Regions from separate parts of the Homo sapiens genome. Here region 1 is linked to region 2. Evidence: chromatin loops called from intact Hi-C (ENCODE). Cell type or tissue: psoas muscle. All regions are shown on one strand. Links, peaks and the distances in the headings refer to the core of each region. The heading gives the core; the rest is flanking DNA. Region 1 holds the start of LOC124900559 (small nucleolar RNA SNORA25). Region 2 overlaps GPD1L (glycerol-3-phosphate dehydrogenase 1 like).

The links. A loop is a pair of places that touch in the nucleus more often than their neighbours do. Peaks named below come from ENCODE experiments on the same cell type or tissue, not always from the same donor. Only the 100,000 strongest peaks of a DNase experiment are listed, where the experiment ranks them.
Region 1: it touches region 2 in a loop (2.7-fold over the local background); 18 of 110 quality-filtered maps call a loop at or near these places.

Annotation. Positions count from the first base shown.
Region 1 is chr3:32,029,843-32,045,609 of GRCh38, forward strand. It overlaps LOC124900559 (small nucleolar RNA SNORA25), which reads left to right and starts at 7,684; the gene lies at 7,684-7,811. It also overlaps a transcript of OSBPL10 not described here and the pseudogene RPL21P40. In psoas muscle, for the core only: no CTCF peak of the experiment used is centred there; a DNase peak (open chromatin) is centred at 10,319; H3K27ac peaks cover 3,981 bases.
Region 2 is chr3:32,113,324-32,121,323 of GRCh38, forward strand. All of the region lies in intron 1 of GPD1L (glycerol-3-phosphate dehydrogenase 1 like), which reads left to right. Among named protein-coding and RNA genes, the nearest start is that of GPD1L, 11 kb to the left of the region's middle. In psoas muscle, for the core only: no CTCF peak of the experiment used is centred there; no DNase peak of the experiment used is centred there; H3K27ac peaks cover 930 bases.

The sequences.
Region 1 (15,767 bases), core at 6,379-14,378, 77 kb before region 2:
ACAGTGATTGCAGCTTCTTTATGTCTCTCATAGCTCCAAGCACAACCACCAGCAACCAACAAATAATTTTTAATAATAATTTTATATCTGAAAGCAATAAACACTCTAACAGTACCCATTAAAAGTAGCTTGTAAACCATTTCCTGAAATTGCTTTCCACCCAGTTTCAAACATGACTCTATTAAGCCATTAAATAAAACAGAAGAGACTGAGTCATAAAATGAGAATAGAGAATATGTCAAAGAAGGTTAGAGGCTAAATTTATGATATCTAAATTTTCTTAAGAAAGCAAGTGATAAAAATTTTACTGCTTCCTTTCGGCCAGAACCGCCATCTTCCAGTAATTTGCCAAAATGACGAACGCCAAGGGAAAGAGGAGAGACACGTGATACATGTTCTCCAGGCCTTTTAGAAAACATGGAGTTGTTCCTTTGGCCACGTGTATGCGAATCTATAAGAAAGGTGATACTGTGGAAATCAAGGGAATGGGCGCCGTTCAAAAAGGAATGCCCCACAAGAGGCACCATGGCTAAACTGGAAGAGTCTACAATGTGACCCAGCATGCTGCTGGCATTGTGGTAAAGAAACAAGTTAAGGGCAAGATTCTTGCCAAGAGAATTAATGTGCGTATTAAGCGTATTAAGCACTCTAAGGGCTGAGATCGCTTCCTAAAATGCGTGAAGGAAAATGATCAGAAAAAGAAAGAAGCCAAAGACAAACGTACCTGGGTTCAACTGAAGCGCCCGCCTGCTCCACCCAGAGAAGCACACTTTGTGAGAACCAATGGGAAGTAGCCTGAGCTGCTGGAACCTATTCCCTATGAATTCATGGCATAATAGGTGTTAAAAAAAATAAAAGACCTCTGGACTGTAAAAATAAATAAATAAATAAAAAATTACTAAGCAAAACCCTTAAGTTACATAAAATATTCTCTGTTTGGAAACACATTTTCTCCAACAGCAATTCCTTATCTCAAGGGAATGATAAGATTACATGAAATATTTTGACAAGGGAAATAGAAAGATTGAAAATAATTGAGGAGGCCGGGCGCGGTGGCTCACACCTGTAATCCCAGCACTTTGGGAGGCCGAGGCGGGTGGATCACCTGAGGTCAGGAGTTCGAGACCAGCCTGCCTAACATGGTAAAACCTCGTCTCTACTAAAAATACAAAAAGATTAGCCTGGCGTTGTGGCAGGTGCCTGTAATCCCAGTTACTGGAGAGGCTGAGGCAGAATTGCTTGAACCTGGGAGGCAGAGGTTGGAGTGAGCTGAGTCGTGACACTGCACTCTAGCCTGGGCGACCAAGAGAGACTCCATCTCAAAAAAAAAAGAAAAGAAAAAGAAAAAAGAAAACAATTGAGGAGAACTTAAGTGACAAACAAGAATGAAAAAGACTTCACTATTTTACAATTTCAGGGAGAGTAACTGTGTTTATCATATTTGAATCTAAAATGTATCTTAAGCCCATAGATGAAATCAAGGTCACTGGTATTTAAAACTTTTTTATTTTCATATGTTGGATTTTTTTTTAAAGATGTGATTTGAATCAGCAGCCTACTTCTTGCAACAATATTTTTAGATTCTCTTCAGTTATTTAACCTGAAAGGCTTCTTAAATAATTTTTTTTTTTTTTTTCGAGACAGAGTCTCACTCTGTCACCCCAGCTGGAGTGCAGTGGCGTGATCTTGGCTCACTGCAACCTCTGCCCCCCAGTTTCAAGTGATTCTCCTGCCTCAGCCTCCCAAGTAGCTGGGACTACAGGCATACGCCCGGCTAATTTTTGTATTTTTAGTAGAGATGGGAGTTCACTAAGTTGGCCAGGCTGGTCTCGAACTCCTGACCTCATGTGATCCACCCACCTCGGCCTCCCAAAGTGCTGGGATTACAGGCGTAAGCCACCGTGCCCAGCCAAAAGGCTTTTAATATACTAAAAGAATCCATAAAATTCTGATGTTAGTACTTTTTTCAACAAATATTCAGAAATAGACTCAAGGATAAAGCTAACATAGGAAATGCATTTCCTCTTAAAAGCAATGAGAAATAGGAAATATAAATGCAATAGAAAAATGAGTTTGAAATCTTAGAATATTTCGGAATTAAACCCAGATATTTAGGAAAGATGAGTCATTTTAAGAATTGCTCCTTTGAAATCTTAAGGCTGACCAGGCATGGTAGTTCATGCCTATAATTCCAGTACTTTGGGAGGCTGAGGCAGGAGGATTGCTGAAGCCCAGGAGTTTGAGACCAACCTGGGCAATATAATAAGACCCCATCTCTATTTTAAAAATAAATAGGCCAGGCATGAAAGCTCATGCCTGTAATCCCAACACTTTGGGAGACCAAGGCAGGTGGATCACTTGAGGTCAGGAGTTCAAGACCAGCCTGGCCAACATGGCAAAACCCCATCTCTACTAAAAATACAAAAATTAGGCATGATGGGGGGCACCTGTAATCCCAGCTACTCAGGAGGCTAAGGTGGGAGAATCTCTTGAACCCGGGAGGCAGAGGTTGCAGTGAGCCGAGATCATGCCACTCCAGCCTGGGCGACAGAGTGAGACTCTGTCTAAAAATAATTAATTAACTAATTAATTAAAAATTAAATAAGTAAAAAGAAAAATGACAAAAAACAATAAAATGAAATAAAATCTATGGCAATCTATATATTTTGTTTTTAGGACTAAGTTCCTTCTTGCATGACCCCTCCTCCACCAAAAGAAAGCAAAGCAGGAAAAGAAGAAGAATTAAGTTTTAGCTTAAGTTGAAATGCCACTTAAATAGGACACTGGATATTTTTTTGTGAATATGAAAAGAAACAAGAATATGAGAATTACTACATCTCCAATTTTTAATTCTATTGAACAGTTGACTTAAGTTGAGGTGATAACACTGTTAATCTCCAGCTCTTTAATGTTTCTAGGATAACGAATTGTGTTAGACTTCAATTCAATGGATGTATGTTTTGGATTCTTGTTTGAAAACCTTAGGAAAAATTACAGTTGGCTTACTCTCAAATGAACTCTCCATTAATATGGAATTTTATAAAATAAGATTTGTTGTTGTTGGAGGACCATTGAAAGAAAATTCACATCTTTACTCAAGACCCATTCGCTATCAGCAATAAAATGTAAAACAGTCATTCCAGTTATTAATGCCTGTTTTCAGTAGTCATATTTAGGGGCTTGTCAAATTATAATGTGATGAATTTCCTTTAAAATGTTTTTAGATTTTACAAGTTGTGTGTTACTGAACAGTTCTCCTATTATTTCTGATATCATAAAACAATTTGAAATGTATATTAAAGCTCAGTGGTTTTTTGCTGTTGTTGAATCATTTTGGTTCAACTTGTCAAAATTTGAAGGTCTTAAGAGCTGTTTCAATTCCAAGAAGCCTTTCAAATATCTATATTAATCTTGTAAAATTAATTGTTGTCTTAACAGGAAGTCTTATTTTTTAGTACCTAGAATTAATTAACTTGAACTTACATGATCCTGTGGAATTTAAAATCTGACAAACCACGGATGCCAGTCCTAAGATTAGGAATTTAATTATAAAGTAGCTGGCACCTAGAAGGCACTCAAAAAATACTTGTTGAAGGAGTACATGGAATGCAGAGAAATATCTCCTTTCTAGTAAAAGGGTGATATAACTCTGTATTGCAGCCAATAAATGCTGTATTAGAAAATTTATAAGAATATCCAGATACAAATTTATTGTCAGCCACAAGTGATATCAACTTCCCTAGACTGTGTAAAAAAGAGACAGAGTTTCATTAACGGTATTCATACACTCTATGATAGGTTTTATGAGACATTTGGCCCCAAAGTGAGAAGACTTATCTGCCTTTAAGACAGTAAGCCAATAGCAGCCATTGTTATTGGCTTTTCTTATTCTTTAGTGTAAAGAAAGAGGAAAGGTGAGAAATTAAGAATTTCTATCAGGCCAGGTGCAGTGGCTCATGCCTGTGATCCCAGCATTTTGGGAGGCTGAGGCAGGAGGATTGCTTGAGCCCAGGAGTTTGAGATCAGCCTGGGCAACATAGCAAGGATATTAGTCCATTCTCACACTGTTATGAAGAAATATCCAAGACTGGGTAATTTATAAAGGAAGAGGTTTAATTGACTCACAGTTCTACATTGCTAGGGACACCTTAGGAAACTTACAATCATGGCGGCTGGCAAAGAAGTAGGCAATTCTTCACAGGGCAGAAGGATGGAGTGAGTGCAAGCAGGGGAAATGCCAGATGCTTATAAAACCATCAGATCTCATGAGCCTCACTCACTATCAGGAGAACGGCATAGGGGAAACTGCCCCCATGAGCCAATTACCTCCACCTGATCCCACCTTTGACGTGTAGGGATTACGGGGATTACAATTAGAGGTGAGATTTGGGTGGGGACACAGAGCCAAACCATATTAGCAAGACTCCATCTCTACAAAAAATAAAAAGATTAGCCAGGTATGGTGGCCCCAGCCTGTAGTCCCAGCTGAGAGGGAGTCTGAGATGGGAGGATCACTTGAGTCTGGGAGGCTGAGGCTGCAGTGAGCAGAGATGGCACCACTGCACTCCAGCCTCGGTGACAGAGCGAGACCCTGTAGCGGAAAAAAAAAAAAAAAAGATTTTCTACCAAATGTAAATACTCTCCCCTCTAAAAGCTCTGAGACTTCCTAGAAAAGTTGTCAATAATTAGAGTCCAATCAATCACAGGCTCCAGAACAGAAGAAGAATCAACACTAAGATTTCCAGCTGAAGAAAGTGATGCTCATCACAGTGCTTTCCAAGAAAATAAATAATTTTACTGCCCTGTACCTGCAAGGGAGATACTAATTTGTCTCCAATTCATCACCTAATATGCTATAATCAGTGAGTCAATGTCAGTCAAGATATTGTATCAGCCAATATGTAACAATTTCATGGTCACTTTGCAAAGTCAGTATTGCTGAATTTAGACTTATCCACACTATATCAGACAGTGTCTATGAAAATCAGGCTTAATCAATACATGGTAAATCAATTTACAACTACATAAATGTGCAAAATATATCAAAATAAATATCAAGTATACAGCTATTATTCCAGAGCTGAGAAAAAGAAGTTATCATGTATATAAATTCACAGAGTGATAATTCTAGTAACAGGACTTTAATACATGAACATGGGGTTTTCCCATAACTGTTAACTGAAGTTGTTTCATGGAAGCAGCAGTGTCTACACTCAGACATTCACATCACACATACAGCTAGCCACACCAGAGAGAATGAGGAGATAGGAGAGTGGGGCCGTAGGATATACCATAAATGTACTTCATAGAGGAGTCTGAGCCTACTCTGGTTTGGGAGCCTGCCTGAAGAAAATTATTTTAAAAAGAAAAGAAAGAAAGAAAATGTACTTTATAGAAAAAATATAATAAAACAAAAACTTACAACTCTGAAGAATCAGGCTGGGCACAGTGGCTCATGCCTGTAATCCCAGCACTTTTGGAGGCAAAGGCAGGCAGATCACTGGAGCTCAAGAGTTCGAGACCAGCTTGGCCAACATGACAAAATCATGTCTCTACTAAAAATACAAAAATTAGCTGGACATGGTGGTGCACGCCTGTAATCCTAGCTACTCAGGAAGCTGAGGCAGGAGAATGGCTTGAACTTGGGAGGCAGAGGATGCAGGGAGCTGATACCATGCCACTGCACTCCAGCCTGGTCAACAAGAGTGAAACTCTGTCTCAAAAAAAAAAAAAAAAAAAAAATCAGACATGTTAATTCATAAAATAGGATCAGACACTAATTCTTTAAATAAAAATAGAGAAAAATAATAGGTTTGGAAGAGATCTTAAAGGAATATCTCTTCCCTCTATCCTCCAACTTTCTGGTAGGAAAAGAACCTATGCTATCTTCACAGATTTAAAAAGCAAAAAATTAGACGCAAATTTATAGAGACAGATAATAGAAGTTAAAATATTATGATATAAAATGTATCATTGTAACCATTTTTAAGTGTACAATTGGGTGGCATTAAGTCACATTCACATGGTGCAACCATCACTACCATCTATCTCCAGAACTGTTTTCATCTTCCCAAATTGAAACTCTGTATCCATCAAACAGTAACTCCCCATTCCACCCTCCCCCCAGTCTTTGGTGACCACTGTCATACTTTCTGTCTTCATGAATCCAACTACTCTGCATACTTCATTATGTATATTTTATCACAATTTAAAAAAATTTTTTTAGACAGGTTCTTGCTTTGTCACCTAGGCTGGGGTGCAGTGGCACATTCCTAGATCGCTGCAGCCTCCATCTCCTGGGCTCAAGCAATCCTCTTGCCTTCGCCTCCTGAGTAGCTGGGATGGCAGGCATGTGACACCACGCCCGGCTAATCTTTTTAATTTTTAGTAGAGATGGATCTCGCTATGTTGCCTGGGCTGGTCTCAAACCTCTGGCCTTAAGCCATCCTCCTGCGTTGGTTTCCAAAAGTGCTGGGATTACAGACATGAGCCATTGCACCCAGCCAAAAAAAATTTAAGAGAAAAAACAAGGAACTATTGATTCCTCTGCATTCCAATTGCCACTGCCCAGGTGGCACAATTCTGACCTATAATCCACCTAACTCACCACTTCTGCCTGGAAAGCTCACAGGTTTTCCAATTCCTCCAGAACCAAATAAAAAATCCTTAGATTGCCTCAAGGTTACCATGGGGTAAACCACCAGTGCCTTCCCAACTTAGTAAGATGCTGGTCCCTGAAAGGAGTGATAGATAAGGAAGACCACTTGCCAAAATCTGAGAGACGTTTCCACTAAATGCAATGTGTTGGGACACTAACAGTAGACACATTCATAGGCCAGGGATGGTAGCTCATGCCTGTAGTCCCACCACTTTGGGAGTCTGAGGCAGGAGGATTGCTTGAGCCCAGGAGTTTGAGGCTGCAGTGAGCCACGATGGCACCACTGCACTCCAGCCTGGGCAACAGAGTGAGACTCGTGTCTCAAAAAAAAAAAAGAAAAAGAAAAAAACCCACATTCCTGATGATACTCACTCGGCTCTTGAACCATGGACAGCCACAAGGAGCTTACTTATCCTCATTCTAACCAAGCAACTAGGCAGAAGTCCTACTAGTATAGACAGGCTGGCTTGATCTAAACTGATCTAAACCAAAGTTTTACCTTACTACCCCCAACCCCCACCTGCCTCTTTCTGTAACCATTCAGTGACAATTACTAGGACTTGATGTATCCACTGCCTAGCCCAGGGGCATCTTGGGAGATGAGTATCCTGTCAGGCAGTACCCCTAGAACAGTACATGCTGGAAGAAAAGCTCCCCTACGTACCCCGTGTGACAGAGAGAACAGGAACTGCGGGCTCACTGGGAGAGCTGGTTACACAAGCAGGAGGCAGTCAGCCTTCTGTGACTGCACTGCCCTCTGCAGAAGCTTTCATTTGTTTAGGCATGTTCTTGAACTGGTATTGCAGTCAGAAAATCCTAGAATGAAAACAGGAAAAAAGTTTTGCTTCTTTCAGAAAGCCCACTAAGGGCCAGGTGTGGTGGCTCATGCCTGTAATCCCAGCACTTTGGGAGGCCAGGGTGGGAGGACTGTTTGAGGCCAGGAGTACAAGACCAGACTGGGCAACATAGCAAGACCCCCATTTCTAAAAAAATTTTTTTTTTCAATTTTTTTAACGAGAAAAGATAGGTCATTTCAAAGAGGTCTTGTGAGGCTGTGAAACCAAGAGCTCTTAACACTGCGACCAAAGATGGAAGTTCTCTATAGGATGCCATGGCATTTGATGGTGCTATGTTTTCTTGAGGAGATATAAGAAAAAAGAAAAAGAAAAAAAATGATAAAAGAGAATCCACTAGGCACCAGAAATTGCTCTGGGGAGAGTGCAGATCAACCTCCACCCAGTTGTCTCTCAGCCTGAGGGGGGAAATCTGACACTTCCTCTGCAGCGGAGGGAGAGAAGAACAGCCCACATATCTGCCCAGTGACAATCCCAGGCCTTGAAAGAGCTCACTGCTTCATGGAGGAGTGAAAACAGACTTCATATATCCTAGGAAAGACTCTGCAACTTAAGGGAAAGGGAGCATTGTCCTGAGATCTTAGAGAGAAAACACTGCTGTGAAATGTTTTTATATCAGAACAGAGAAAGATTTTAGAAAATATCCACAATTTATGGAGCAATGTACCAGAGATAAGGAAGTTGTACCAAGAGAGAGTTCCAGAGATCTGCAGTGTTCCCTCGAGCCTTTGCAAAGTATGGCTTTCCACAGTCTTAGGAGGAAGCTACATGAGTCCAGGGAAAGAGCCCTTAGAAAGATGTGGATAAGCACAATCTAAAAAGTCAGAATGTATTACCTGCTGCATACAATACATGCTACAACACAGGCGAGCCCCAAAAACATTACGGCCAGGAGAAAAAGCCAGATGCAAAAGACCACATGATATAACAGGATTCCATTTATAATGAAATATCCAGAAAAACCAAGTATTTTTCCTTTTTTTTCTTTTGAGCCAGCGTCTCACTCTGTCAGCCAGGCTGCAATGGTGCAATATTGGCTCAGCACAATCTCCGGCTCCCGGGTTCAAGTGATTCTTGTTGCTTCAGCCTCCGGAGTAGCTGGGATTACAGGCGTGTGCCACCACACCCAACTAATTTTTGTATTTTTTATAGAAACAGGGTTTCACCTTGTTGGTCAGGCTGGTCTCAAACTCCTGGCCTCAAGTGATCCATCCACCTCGGTCTCCCAAAGTGCTGGGATTACAGGCGTCAGTCATCACACCCAGCCAGAAAAAGCAAATTTATAGATACCGAAATCAAACCAGTGCTTGTCTGAGGCTGAAGATAGGAATGAAGATCAACTGTACATGGGCATAAGGGATCTTTCAGAGTGCCAGAAATGTGCTAAAACTGGATTGTGGTGATGTTTGCACAACTCAGTATGTTTACTAAAAATCATTTAATTGTACACTCAGCATGGATGAATTTTAAGTAGGAAAATTATAACCTAATAAAGCAGTTCCGAAAAGCAAATCCTAGGCAAGAAAAGTAAAATAAACGGACAAAATACCTTATCTAGAAGTTAAGGTGGACTAAAAGACTGTTACAAGTCAAGTACAGAGACAAAATAAAAAAAATTAATTGAAAAACTAGACAACAATAAAAGGAATAATAAAAACTTAGGAGCTATTAAAAAGTTTATAAAGAGGGTCAGGGCATGGTGGCTCATGCCTGTAATCCTAGCACTTTTGGGAGGTTGAGGCAGGTGGATCAAGAGGTCAGGAGTTCAAGACCAGCCTGGCCAATATGGTGAAACCCTGTCTCTACCAAAAATACAGAAAAATTAGCTGGGCATGGTGGGACGTGCCTGTAATCTCAGCTACTTAGGAGGCTGAGGCACAAGAATCGCTTGAACCTGGGAGGTGGAGGTTGCAGTGAGCCGGGACCATGCCACTGCACTCCAGCCTGGGCAACAGAGCAAGACTCTGTTGCAAAAATAAATAAATAAATTAATTAATTAGTTAATTAAAAAAAAAAAGAGGGCTGGGTATGGTGGCTCATGCCTATAATCCCAGCACTTTGGGAGGCCGAGGCGGGCAGATAACAAGGAGGTCAGGAGTTCGAGACCAGCCTGGCCAGCATGGTGAAACCCTGTCTCTACTAAAGATACAAAAAATTAGCTGGGTGTGTTGGTGGGCACCTGTAATCCCAGCTTCCCGGGAGGCTAAGGCAGGAGAATCGCTTGAACCTGGGAGGCAGAGATTGCAGTGAGCTGAGATCACGTCATTGCACTCCAGCCTGGGTGACAGAGTGAGACTCTGTCTCAAAAAAAAAGAAAATATAAATTACTTAGATTATTTTAAGGAGAAGCAAACAAAATCATTAAAAGTGATATTGAAAGTTTATAATTCAAAATACTCATGTTTGTGTTATGTATTCTATAACTGGAGAAATAGATCATTTCCATAATCTATAATATTATAATATACAATATATGTAGAAGATGGAAACTTATGAAGCTGACTAATCATAATCCTTTTACCAAAGCCTGACAAAGACAGTCTCACTCACGGATAGGTGTGAAAATCCTAAATAAAACCCTGGCAGATCAAATTCAACAGTACGGTAAAAGAACAATGAATCTTGACCAAGGAAGGACATGGGCCAGCTTTGTGTTTTAAGGGCCTGAGACAAAGTTTGGCAGTTCGTCAATAAGTAAAACCAAATTATAATATGACTCAACAACTCCACTCCTAGTTTAAGGCAGTATACTCAGAGAATTGAAAACAGAGGCCAGGCACGGTGGCTCATGCCTGTAATCCCAGTACTTTGGGAGGCCCAGGAGGGCGGATCACCTGAGGTCAAGAGTTCGAGACCAGCCTGGCCAACATGGTGAACCCCTGTCTCTACTAAAAATACAAAAAATGGCTGGGTGTGGTGGCATGTGCCTGTAGTCCCTGCTACTTGGAAGGCTGAGACAGGAGAATGGCTTGAACCTGGGAGGCAGAGGTTGCAGTGAGCTAACATTGCACCACTGCACTCCAGCCTAGGCGACAGAGCAAGACCCCATCTCAAAAAATATATATATAGAAATTAGCCAGATGTGGTGGCATGCACCTGTAGTCACAGCCACTCAGGAGGCTGAGACAGGAGCATGACTTGAACCCAGGAGGTGGGTTCTTTGCAGCTGGCCTGGCATAGGAGTAAAGTCCAGTAGATAGGCCAGACACAGTGGCTCACACCTGTAAGCAAAGCACTTTGGGAGGCCTAGGTGGGAGGATCAGTTGAGGCCAGGAGTTTGAGACCAGCCTGGGAAGCATAGAGAGACCCTGTCTCTACCAAAAAATTTAAACATTAGCTGGCTGTGGTGGCATGCACCTGTAGTCCTAGCTAAACAGGAGGCTGAGGTGGGAAGATTGCTTGAGCCCAGGAGTTCAAGGCTGCAGTGAGCTATAATGGTGCCACTGCACTCCAGCCCTGGTGACAGAGTGAGACTCCATCTCTAATAAAAGTTAAAAATTGTTTTTAAGTGCAGTAGGGAACAGAGAAGAACTGAGATGACCTTACATTGTTCCTTGCAGCTCCAGAGAGGTACAGGAGATTATCTCTGTGTCCCTATGAAGGGGACAGTTTTAGCTAAAATAGAACTAGACCTCAAGAAGCTCTGCAGTCAGGAATAACACAGATGCAACTTGCTTGAATCAATGGCCTAGAACCAAACAGGTTCAGGTATATCTGGGCAGGTGCCCGCTTGGACAGAAATTAGCCCGGAGCCAGCTTCCTCCGTGCCACATACACCCCATGCCACTCTAGAGACAGTGTCAAGAGAAAAAATGAGGGAGGACTGAACTCAGGCAACCCAGGGTGGCAGAGATTACCCAGAACTGAGTGAGATTAAGTTCCCACGCCCTGATGGAATGTCTCAAAAGGAAAAGTAGATTAACTCATAGAAAAACAAAGTGTCATTTCTTCTGTGATTTGTGGCTTCAGATATGGTACTTGCCGCAAAGCAGTAAAGACTTTTTCACATGGTGGTTCCAGTCTACATTTCCAACCCCACTTTTGCCACTCTACTTCACACCTACAATGCCAGCAGCATCAGACTACAGGCCAGCTGGAAACACCCCGTGAGGTCTCTGCTTTCCTTCTGCTGCAGCACACTTAGGACAGGCTTTAAAATGGTCACACGCCTCCTATCAAGAGGCTGAAGTCCATAGTCCGTATCACTTCTTATTGAATCTGAGCTGGCCAACATTGATGCCTCTCTTGTGGAAGTGATACCACTGAGTTTCTTTCTTTCTTTCTCTTTCTTTCTTTTTCTTTCTTTCTTTCTTTTTTCTTTTTTTGACAGAGTCTTGCTGTCACTCAGGCTGGAGTGCAGTGGCATGATCTTGGCTCACTGCAGCCTCCACCTCCCAGGTTCCAGCAATTCTCCTGCCTCAATCTCCCAGGTAGCTGGGATTTCAGGCATGTGCCACCACACCCAGCTAATTTTTTGTATTTTTAGTAGAGACGGGTGTTTCACCATGTTGGCCAGGCTGGTCTCGAACTCCTGACCTCAGGTGATCTGCCTGCCTCAACCTCCCAAAGTGCTAAGATTACTGGTGTGAGCCACTGCACCTGGCTGAGTTTCTGAAACTAGTGTAGAAAATACCATGCAGCTTCCACCTGGTTCTCTTGGGACACTCACTCTGGGATCCCTGAGCTGCCAAATTAGAAATCTGGCCACCCAAAGGTTACCTGCTATGAGGAAGGCCCGTGGAGAGACCATAGGTAGGTTTTTCTACCCACAGCTCCACTAAGGCCTCATACAATAATAGCCAGTATTAGCCACCAGACATGTGAATGAAGATGCTCTCAGACAATTTCACCTCCCATCTGTGGGGTCACCCCCACCTTTAAGTCTTTCTAGTTAAGGACCCAGACATGGCAGATCAAAGACAAGCTTTCCCTGTTGCACCCTTTCTGAATTCCTGACCCACAGAATCTGTGTGCATAATAACATGGTTTGTTTTTTTGCCACTAAATTTGCTGTTTATTATGCAGCAGTGGTAGTGAAACAATGCCCTTCTCTATTTCGCTAGGTCAAAGTCTATTCATCCTTAAAGGCTCAGCAAAAGCATCATCCCCTTTTTGAAACCCACCTTCAGTTCCATGGTCAGAATGGATCCCTTAGTCTGACTTGTGTAAGATTTAGTTGTATGCTCTATCATATTGGGGGAACCTGCCCCCAATATTTCAATGTAGGTTCTTTCTATTTTCCATAAGTGTTGGCCGGCCGAGAAATAAAGAGAAAGTGTACAAAGAGAGGAATTTTACAGCTGGGTCACCGGGGGTGACATCACATATCGGTAGGACCGTGATGCCCACCTGAGCCTTAAAGCCAGCAAATTTTATTAAGGATTTCAAAAGGGGAGGGGGTGCAAGAACAGGGAGTAGGTCACAAGATCACATGCTTCAAAGGGCAAAAAGGAGAACAAAGATCACATGCTTCTGAGGAAACAGGACAAGGACAAAATCAGAAACTCCTGATAAGGGTCCAAAGATCACAAGGCAAAGGGCAAAAGCAAAGATCACAAGGCAAAGGGCAAAAGCAGAATTACTGATAAGGGTCTATGTTCAGCAGTGCAAGTATTGTCTTGATAAACATCTTAAACAACAGAAAACAGGGTTCGAGAGCAGAGAACTGGTCTGACCTCAAATTTACTGGGGCGGGTTTTTTCCCCACCGTAGTAAGTCTGAGGGTACTGCAGGAGACCAGGGCACATTTCAGCCCTTATCTCAACTGCATAAGACAGACACTCCCAGAGCAGCTGTTTATAGACCTCCCCCAAGGAATGCATTCCTTCCCCAGGGTATTAATTATTAATATTCCTTGCTAGGAAAAGAATTTAGCGATATCTTCCCTACTTGCACGTCCGTTTATAGGCTCTCTGCAAGAAGAAAAATATGGCTGTATTTTGCCCGACCCTGCAGGCAGTCAGACCTTATGGTTGTCTTCCCTTGTTCCCTGAAAATCGCTGATTTTCTGTTCTTTTTCAAGGTGCACTGATTTCGTATTGTTCAAACACACATGTTTTATAATCAATTTGTACAGTTAACACAATTATCACAGTGGTCCTGAGATGACGTACATCCTCAGCTTACGAAGATAACAGGATTAAGAGATTAAAGTAAGACAGGCGTAAGAAATTATGAAAGTATTATTTGGGAACTGGTAAATGTCCATGAAATCTTCATAATTTATGTTCCTCTGCCATGGCTCCAGCCGGTCCCTCCGTTTGGGATCCCTGACTTCTCACAACACTATCACTCCTTTCTCCTAAGGCCAGCACTACGTGTAGCAGGGAGCCCTACACATAGTAGGAACTCAAAAATAATTTGCTAAAAGACACAGCCATAAAAAGAATGAAATCATGTTCTTTGCAGCAGCATGGATGCAGCTGGAGGCCATTATCCTAAGTGAATTAATGTAGGAACAGAAAACGAAATACCGCATGTTCTCTTATAAGTGAGAGCTAAACATTGGGTACTCACGGACATAAAGATGGCAACAATAGACACTGGGGACTATTAGAGGGGGAATGGAGGGAGGGGGCAAGGGCTGAAAAACTACCTATTGGGTACTATGCTCACTACCTATTGGGTACTGTGCTCACTACCTATTGGGTACTGTGCTCACTACCTATTGGGTACTTTGGTGACAGCATCATACAATATACCAATGTAACAAGCCTGAACATGTATCCCTTAAATCTAAAATAAAAGTTGAAATTACTTTTTAACAAAAGAAAATTCCACATATTTATATTGAAACCAAGCCAAGCTGTGGTCTTCTGCAATGTTATAATCACCCTGTAAAGTCAATATACAAAATATATTGTATTAATTTTAACATTTCTAGGCTATTCAGGTTAAATTTTGTGTTCCAAATCTATCTTTCGTAATATAAGATTCATATTATTCTGATCACTTCTGGCTAAACCTTAAAAAGAATTCCCCTATCAATACAAAGAATATTAGTTGGGAAATAATATATATATAATAAATAATAATAATAATATATAACATAATTTAAAAAAATTTTAATGGCAAACAGTTGTATCTAATAAAGATTCTGAATCCTGGTCGGGTGCTGTGGCTCACACCTGTAATCCCAGCACTTTGGGAGGCCAAGGCGGGCAGATCACTTGAGCTCGGGAGTTAGCGACCAAGCCTGACCAACAGGAGAAACCCAGTCTCTACTGAAAATACAAAATTAGTCAGGCGTGGTAGCACATGCCTATAATCCCAGCTACTCAGGAGGCTGAGGCAGGAGAATGGCTTGAACCCGGGAGGCAGAGGTTGCAGTGAGCCAAGATTGCATCATTGCACTCCAGCCTGGGCAACAAGAGCGAAACTCCATCTCAAAAAAAAAAAAAAAAAAAAAAAGATTCTGAATCCTAAATAACAGATGCCATATACTAAGTATAAATAGGAATAAACTTGTATAATGCTCAAAAAAATTATTTGCTGAAAGAATCTTATTTCTCAACCTTATTTGAAATAGTAATTCAATGCAGCCTCTACTTAAAATTTGCAGAGAAGGGAACTTGATTTTTGAGGGCAAACTAGGCCTAACTCAAAATGAATGCTCTACTTTGAAAGATTCCAGAAAAAATCAATTGTGTCTTCCTATTAAAATTAATTTGCAGTGTGAGATAACTTACAGCATTTAATTTTGCTTAACCCACATTTTTTGTTGTTGGAAGTTTTCAAAATAGAAGAGGCCTTGCCTTTTAAGATGGCATAGTGGGTGGGGCCATGAGCTAGTGTGAATGAGAAACAGTCTGGATGGAGCATAGATTGCTTTTCCAAAGGCAATTCAGGGTATGGCTCCCATCTGGTGCAGGCATTCTACCAGGAAGCATTCCAAGTCCCTTTGCTTGTAGCTTCTACTGGGTTTCTCACAAATGCAAGAAAACACTTTTGAGCCACTAGGAGCTAGATTACACTAATGTCTGTTGTGAAAGTAAATTTTAACAGCAGCTGTTACGGTGATTATGATAAGACTAAACTAATAATAGAGTATATGCTAACAGATCAGTTTACAAAAAGACAGCCAAGACTGTTGGGCAAGAGGCTGGGAGAGGGCATAAAAGGTGAAAGCTTTGTGTACACGGTGAAAAGTCACCAGGAAATGAGACAGGGTCGATAATAGAATGACCGTAAGCTTGGCTTTCCACCTAAAGGGGTTCCAAACTGACAGCTCTAGCCTGTAGTCAGAATTAACAGAC
Region 2 (8,000 bases), core at 1-8,000:
TTACCTGTTAATCCCAGAGCAACACTTAGGTGAGCCTACTCTTCTCTAAGTCATGTCCCTTTGGACAGAAAAGTCACATATCTCCTAAATCTTGTCTCTGGCAGGCCAAGTAGCATCCCCAAGTCTCTCAGTGGTTGCAGGTGGACAGTAGTTTCTGGGATCCTCACCATCTGTGTCACCATTCTCCTTTCCCTTTCCTCCTCCCCAACTGGGTGATGTCAGGAACTAAGCTCACTGTGCCAGAAGTGTCCTGGGCTCCCATAAGGTTATACTGGTGACACTTTGTAGTTATTCTGCTTTGAGGCTCAGTCTCTTCCACAATTGGAAGAGGAGAACTGAATCAGTCATCTCTCACTGCCTAACAGTCTACCCCCAAACTTAGTGGCTTCAGACAGCAATCATTTATTAGCTCATGATTCTGGGGTTTAACAATGTGGGCTGACTAACCTGGCAGATTTTCTGCTGATCTAGCCTAGGCTCACTCATATGGCTGTGGTTGGCTGGTGACTTGGTTGGACACTCTCACCCACCTTTTTTTTGTTGTTATTTTTTGGGAGTCTCACTCTGTCACCCAGGCTGGAGTACAGTGGCATGATCACAATGCATTGCAGCCTCAACCTCCAAGGCTCAAGCAATCCTCCCACCTTAACCTCCCGAGTAGCTGGGACTAGAGGCACACACCACCATGCCTGGCTAATCTTCAGATTTCATCATAGAGGTGGGGTCTCACTATGTTGCCCAAGCTGATTTCGAACACCTGGGCTCAAGTGATCCTCCTGCCTTGGCCTCCCAAAGTACTGGGATTACAGGCATGGGCCACCACACCCAGCCTGGCTGGGACTCTTGGTCCTAGATGACCTCCTTCATGTCTGGCAGTGGGCAGGCTTCAGCCAGCGTGACAGGGGTGACCAGCCCACATGTCTTTCATCCTTCAGCAGGCTAGCTTAGGCTTCTCCATATGGTGGTTGGGTTCTAACAAGAGTAAGAGAAGGCAAACCTTCATGAACTTAATAGGCACTTTTCAAGCTGTAGCACGAATTGGGCCAGATGCTTTTCTAGTCCATGTGTTCAGAAGAGTCATAGTTTCCTAAATCTGTGGCTTTAAATTTTTTGACTTGCAACTAGCTGACATACAATTTTATATTATGATGGAGGATACTTCATATCCAACCAGAAACAAATGTTTCACAGTAACAAATGTTACTATGGGTGATTAACTGTGATCTCTTCTCCTTATATTTATTTTGTGCCTGCATAACCTTCAGTTTGAGAAACACTGTCCTAGATAGTAAAACAGTTTCTCATTCTTATTGTTTCCGGACTTGGTTCCTTCCGGTGGGTTCTTGGTCTCGCTGACTTCGAGAATGAAGCCGCGGACCCTCACGGTGAGTGTTACAGTTCTTAAAGATGGTGTGTTCAGAGTTTGTTCCTTCAGATGTTCAGATGTGTTCGGAGTTTCTTCCTTCCAGTGGGTTCGTGGTCTCGCTGACTTCAGGAGTGAAGCCACAGACCTTCCCAGTGAGTGTTACAGCTCTTAAAGGTGGCGCGTTCAGAGTTGTTTGTTCCTCCAGGTGGGTTTGTGGTCTCGCTTACTTCAGGAGTGAAGCCGCAGACCTCTGTAGTGAGTGTTACAGCTCATAAAGGTAGTACAGACCCAAAGAGTGAGCAGCAGCAAGATTTATTGTGAAGAGCGAAAGAACAAAGCATCCACGGAGTAGAAGGAGACCTGAGCCGGTTGCCACCACTGGCTGGGGTGGCCAGCTTCTATTCCTTTATTTGGCCCTGCCCACAACCTGCTGATTGGTCCGTTTTACAGAGTGCTGATTGGTCCATTTTACAGAGTGCTGATTGATGCATTTTATAGAGTGCTGATTGGTGCATTTACAATCCTTTAGCTAGACACAGAGTGCTGATTGGTGCATTTACAATCCTTTAGCTAGACACAGAGTGCTGACTGGTGTGTTTTTCCAGAGTACTGATTGGTGCATTTATAATCCTTTAGCTAGACACAGAGTGCTGATTGGTGCATTTTTACAGAGTGCTGATTGGTGCGTTTACAATACTTTAGCTAGGCAGAAAAGTTCTCCAAGTCCCCACTGGACCCAAGAAGTCCAGCTGGCTTCACCTCTCATTATCATTACAGCCAGAGTCACATGTATGTCCTAAGAAAACTATATCCTCATCATTTGGATTTTCTCTACCCGGTTTTTCCAGTGCTGAAGAAAGGAAGTGGTTTGCATGGGTTATAGGCAAAAAAAGAACCAAAGAATTTGTGTTTCTCCAGTCCTGGAGGAGGAGGAGAACTCTAACCTAATAGCCCTAACACTGGCCATCTGGACAGAAATATCCCCAAGCTGAAATTAGTAATTCATGTAGCTACCTCAGCTTGATGGAAATGTCTTCAAGCATCTAAACCCTTTTCGTGTACGTTGAACTTTTTTTTTTTTTTTTTTTTTTTTTTTTTTTTTTTTTTTTTTTTTTTTGAGACGGAGTCTCGCTCTGTTGCACAGGTTGGAGTGCAGTGGCACGATCTTGGCTCACTGCAACCTCCACCTCCCGGGTTCAAGCAATTCTCCTGCCTCAGCCTCCGAGTAGCTGGGACTGCAGGCATGTGCCACCACGCCAGGCTAATTTTTTTGTATTTTTAGTAGAGACGGGGTTTCACCGTGTTAGCCAGGATGGTCTCGATCTCCTGACCTCGTGATGTGCCCGCCTCGGCCTCTCAAAGTGCTGGGTTTACAGATGTGAGCCACCGTGCCCGGCCAGGTTGAACTTTTTAAGTTGGGTTTCTTGAGTGGATCCACCCAGTGAGAGGAAGTGCCTTTTGTAGACTGTACTCCATGGTTCTCCATTGTGTGGGTCGTCTGTTGAAATTCTGCATGTGCAAACACTTTGACAACTGTAATATGTTATATAAATGTTAGAAATGATTATGGATAAATTTGCATTATCACATATAATTAAGTGACCATGCATTCACATTTGTCTTCAACTGTGGTTTATACTTGTCCCAGTCTAATTTCAGAGCATTCTCAAAAGGATCTTGTTTTAAACAACAAATCTTATGGTAACCTGCTTAAAAGGAACTCTTGTGAGTTTGAGTAACATGATTCTGATCCTCACAACCAGGACCAGCAATGATGGCAGATAAATTTCATCTCAGGCACTGACTCTAGTTGATTAATGGTGGCTGCAGAGAGTTTTGTGTTGAGAAGGATTCTGGGGAAGAGAGTAGCTTTGCCAGGAAAGGGTGCTGTGACCTACGATAGCAAGCTGGGGTGGGGATTGGGGTGGGGACTGACAGCATCTAGCTTGGACTGATTTACTACTACCAATTTTACTACTACTCATATTTAAATTTACTACTACTTGGACTAGTTACTTCTACCAAAGGAGAACCCATCTGTGAGGCCTTGACTGACACAGCCAGCTCATGCTCAGCTTTGGCCCACAGCTGCACAAATGTTAGATTCAGTAGTAAGGACTATCCCGGTTAACCCCTTAAGCACTTTATGTGTTATCTGAGTTAATCCTCACAGTATGAGGTACTGTATTGTCATCATCCTTATTTTATAATAAGTCTGAGCTTACAGAAGTTATGTAATGTGTTCTAAGTTACACAGATACTATGCAGTAGAGTGGTTGAAGTTCTCTGCCTTCCTGCCCACTTGAAATGTGGCTATTCGGACTACATTTAAATGTTAACTAATTAAAATGTAAATACTATGTGTAGCTACGTATGCAGTGGAGCTCTACATACTTATTTTCTCCTTGCTTTTTCATGTAACTGTGTCTTGAAGCCCTTTCCATATCTATACATAAAGAACATCTTCATTCTTTTTTATACTTGTATAATATTGCTGGGTATAGGTATGCTTTTGTTTAATCAGTTTCCTCTTGATGGATATTCTAAGAGTTCTGCAGTGAATAGCCTTATACTGAACCATCTGCATATATGTTGGTGGAAGCCAGAACAATACATGAGAAATAATTTAGTCATGATTTCTTATTTCATTTTTCACTTTGTAATAAGCAAGTATGAGGAAGGTGGACAGTAACATTCCAGCTGTAGAGGGCCTAGAAACATAAGCAGAAAAGAGATTTGTTTGTTCTGGATTACCTAGCATGTCTGGTGTAGAGCTCAGGTTTGAAAGCTGAGATTTTGCATTGTTGAGACTCTGGTGGATGTTTGGAAATGGTTTTCAGTAATTCTCATTATCCAGGAATGCGGGCAGGGGTGTATAGTCTTTCAGTTGTTATGTCAACAGAGACCAAGTGCCAGGTGGCTGTTAGAATTTGCACTGCATGGTTCTTTCCATTATCAATAGATGGGCTTGCAGAATGTATTTATCTAAAAAGTTTGTGCTAGGATGTAGAATATGCTTGTTTGAAGCACCATGGACAGTTTGGTTCTCTGCCATCCTTGCTTAAGACTGGTGGTCCTTAAAGGCAATTTGAGACTGTGACTTAGACATTCTCCAGGACCCTGTGTGTTGTTCTCCTGAGTGGGCAGGTAGATTCTCCTGCTACCTATGTCTTTGATTCCGATCTGAATTAATCACTGACCATTCCTCCATTCACTCAGATGAACATTGTTCCCATGGTGTGTGGGGTTGATAGCATGGCTGACCAGGTCATGGATAGCCATTTTTGTACAGGCTGACAGAGGTGTGGTCCATCCCAAACTGCTCCTACTTGGCTGCTCTGAAAACATATTGAAGTAAGTATCAACTAAAATGAGACTTAGGGGGCATCTGTGGATTTCAGTTAAACCTCCATAGCTTCTATTTTCTGGTTGGCTAACAGGCCTTGGGACTTGCTGAAACTTGTCTGCTTTGGATTCGGGGTCTGTTAAAATATCTAAATGGGAATGATTTAAAATCAGAATAAAAAAATAAACTAACACATGCCTGTTTGGGAAAATTTGGAAAAGATAGGCAAGTATGAAGAACACAATAACATTTGCTTGTAAACTTACCAACAAGAAAGGATGTATTCATGCAACAAATGTTTGTTGTGCATCTACTATGTCAACACTTCAATGTGCATGTGAATCTCTTGGGGATTGTGTTACAGAGCAGATTCTGATTCAGCAGGTCTGGGGTAGGGCCTGAGGTTCAGCATTTCTAACACGCTCTCAGGGATATATTCACTGCTGGTCCACGAACTGCACTTTTAATAGGATCTGACCATAGGCTGGGTCTTATGCTTGTTCTTGTGTGTTTTCTTGCCATCCTTTTTAAGTGTGTATGTTTTTTTAATTGTGACAAAATACACATAACATAAAATTTACCACCTTAACCATTTTTAAGCATACGGTTTAGTAGGGTTAAGAATGTTCACATTGTTCGTATTGAAAACAATGAAAATATTGAAAAGAATTAGATCTCCAGAATTCTTTTCATCTTGCAAATCTGAAACTCTATATTCATTAAACGACAGTTCCTCAATCCACTCTTTCCCCAGTCCCTGGAAACCACGCTTCTACTTTCTGTCTCTATGAATTTGACTACTCTAAGTACCTCATATAAGTAGAATTATACATTATTTATCCTTCTGTGTCTGGCTTATTTCAGTTAGCATAATGTCTTCAAGGTTCATCCATGTTGTAACGTATGTCAGAATTTCCTTTTTAAGGCTGGATAATATCCCATTGCATGTGTAGACCACCTTTTGCTTATCCATACATCAGTTGATGGACACTTGGGTTGCTTCCACCTTTTGGCAATTGTGAATAGTGTTGCTATGAACATGGGTGTACAAATACCTCTTTGAGACCCTGCTTTCAATTCTTTGGGGTATATACCCAGAAACAGAATTGCTTGATCATATGTTAGTTCTATTTTTAATTCTTTGAGGGACTGCCATTTGGTTTTCCACAGTGGCTGCAGTATTTTACAAATCTACAAACAGTATACAAGGGTCCTGATTTCTCTGCATCCTTACCAACACTTATTATTTTCTGTGTTTTTGATAGTAGCCATCTAAGTGGATCTGAGGTGGTATTATTTATTAATTGCACACTTGCAATCATATGGTATGTACAATTTTACATCCTTTTTGTTAAATGTAACATTCTATCATAAGCATTTTCCCCTACAGTTTGAATTTTGATAGAAAGCCTTTTCAGTCTCCTTCCTCTTTGAAGTGAAGTTGTTCATATTGATCTTTTTTCCTTTGTGGTTTCTTTCTTTGATTTTAAGCTTAGAAAGCTTCCCTATGTAGAGATCAAATAACATTCGCCAAGTTGAATCTATTTTTAAAATACTTCATTTTTAACATTTGCATCTAATACTCTGGCATTTGGTTGTTCTTTAAAAGCCCTTTGACTGCAAAGAATTACGCAAAATGTTAATAGTGGTTCTCCCTGGGTGGTGAGATTATTCATAATTTTTTTCATGTATTGCTCTTATGAGTGAAAAAGTACATGTTATTTAAACCACAAAGGACCACGCTTTTGCCCATGGAACCAGCCCGGGTCAGCTCTGGAAGAGATGGGGGCATGGAATGTGGAGAATCTAGCTGATGGTGTATTCTTCCTGGACCTCCGCTTCCTCCATAGTAAAAAGAAGGATGGACTGTAGGGTCCTTTCTGGCCTCAAAGAAATTCATCAGGTTTTTAGGCCCAACTTGATAGTGTCAACCTAAAATAATCAAAAAGGTCAGAATCTAGTTTAAAGAGAGTTTAATTAAGTGCGAAGGTTAAAAGTGAGCCTGCCGGCCGGACACAGTGGCTCACAACTGTAATCCCAGCACTTTGGGAGGCCGAGGCAGGCGGATCACAAAGAGATCAAGACCATGCCAGCCAACATGGTGAAACCCTGTCTCTACTAAAAATACAAAATTTAGTTGGGTGTGGTGGCGCGTGCCTGTAGTCCCAGCTACTGGGGAGCCTGAGGCAGGAGAATCGCTTGAACCCAGGAGACGGAGGTTGCAGTGAGTCAAGATCGCACCACTGTACTCCAGCCTGGCGACAGAGTGAGACTCTGTCTCAAAAAAAACAAAAAACAAACAAACAAACAAAAACAAGTGAGCCTGCCCAGAAAGAACAGATTCCAAGAAATTTGACAGTGTTCATATAGAAAAAGTTCAGGGAAATTTAATAGGATTTCAGCATGTTTCTATGTAAGGCTTAATGCATAGTTACAATGATCTGATTAGTCAAGGTGGTCTTTCTGAGTGGTGGGGGAGGTATATTTAACATTCCACACAGCAGATGTAACCATCATTGGGTCTTGGACTGACGCTATCTGGTGCGAGTTAGGTACAGGACAATGAAGGAGGCAGTTAATGTACAACAAAGATCAGCAATTAGAAGCGGGAAGATCTGGTCTCTCCTAGTCATTTACAATGAGGAAGTCAAGAACAGTGGGGAAGAGAGTGAAGCAGAATTGCAAGCATGCAAGTTATACATAACCCAGTCTCCAAGCCCTAACTTCCCCCTTGGCATAATAAATTTAGAGGGTTCTGAAATTTTTATTTTTATTTAAAAACAGGCGTCCATTCCTTGGCTGAAGTAGTACCTCCCCAGCCTAATTAAATACTACACCTTTTTAGAGAGAAAGGGGTGAGAAGGCTGTGGACAGAGTGAATGGCAAAGGGTTAGCTGGGGCTGGAGGCGGGGAGGGCATTGCCAAGCTGGGGGTTAGGACCTCCTGCAGGCGGGTGTCCATCCAGCTGGGACTCAGGGCCGTAGAGCAGAAGGGTTAAAAGGGATACTGTGGGTAAGGTATTTGAAACAGTGCCTGACACCTGGTACGCACCAAATTAGTGCTGTTTTTGCCCACCCCGTCCCTTCCTTGCCTCTTGCCCCTGCCACGCCATTTTCTCCACCTTCCCTCCCTCCTCTTTTTCTCCTCCCTTAGTCTCCCTGATCCTTTCCATTTCTCTTGCACTGTCTCCTCTTCTCTCCTTCCCTTAACCTGTCTCCTCTTCCTTCTTTTCTCTCCTCTCTGGATGTGTTGGTTCTAGATAAAATCTGTGCCTATTGTTGGCCATGC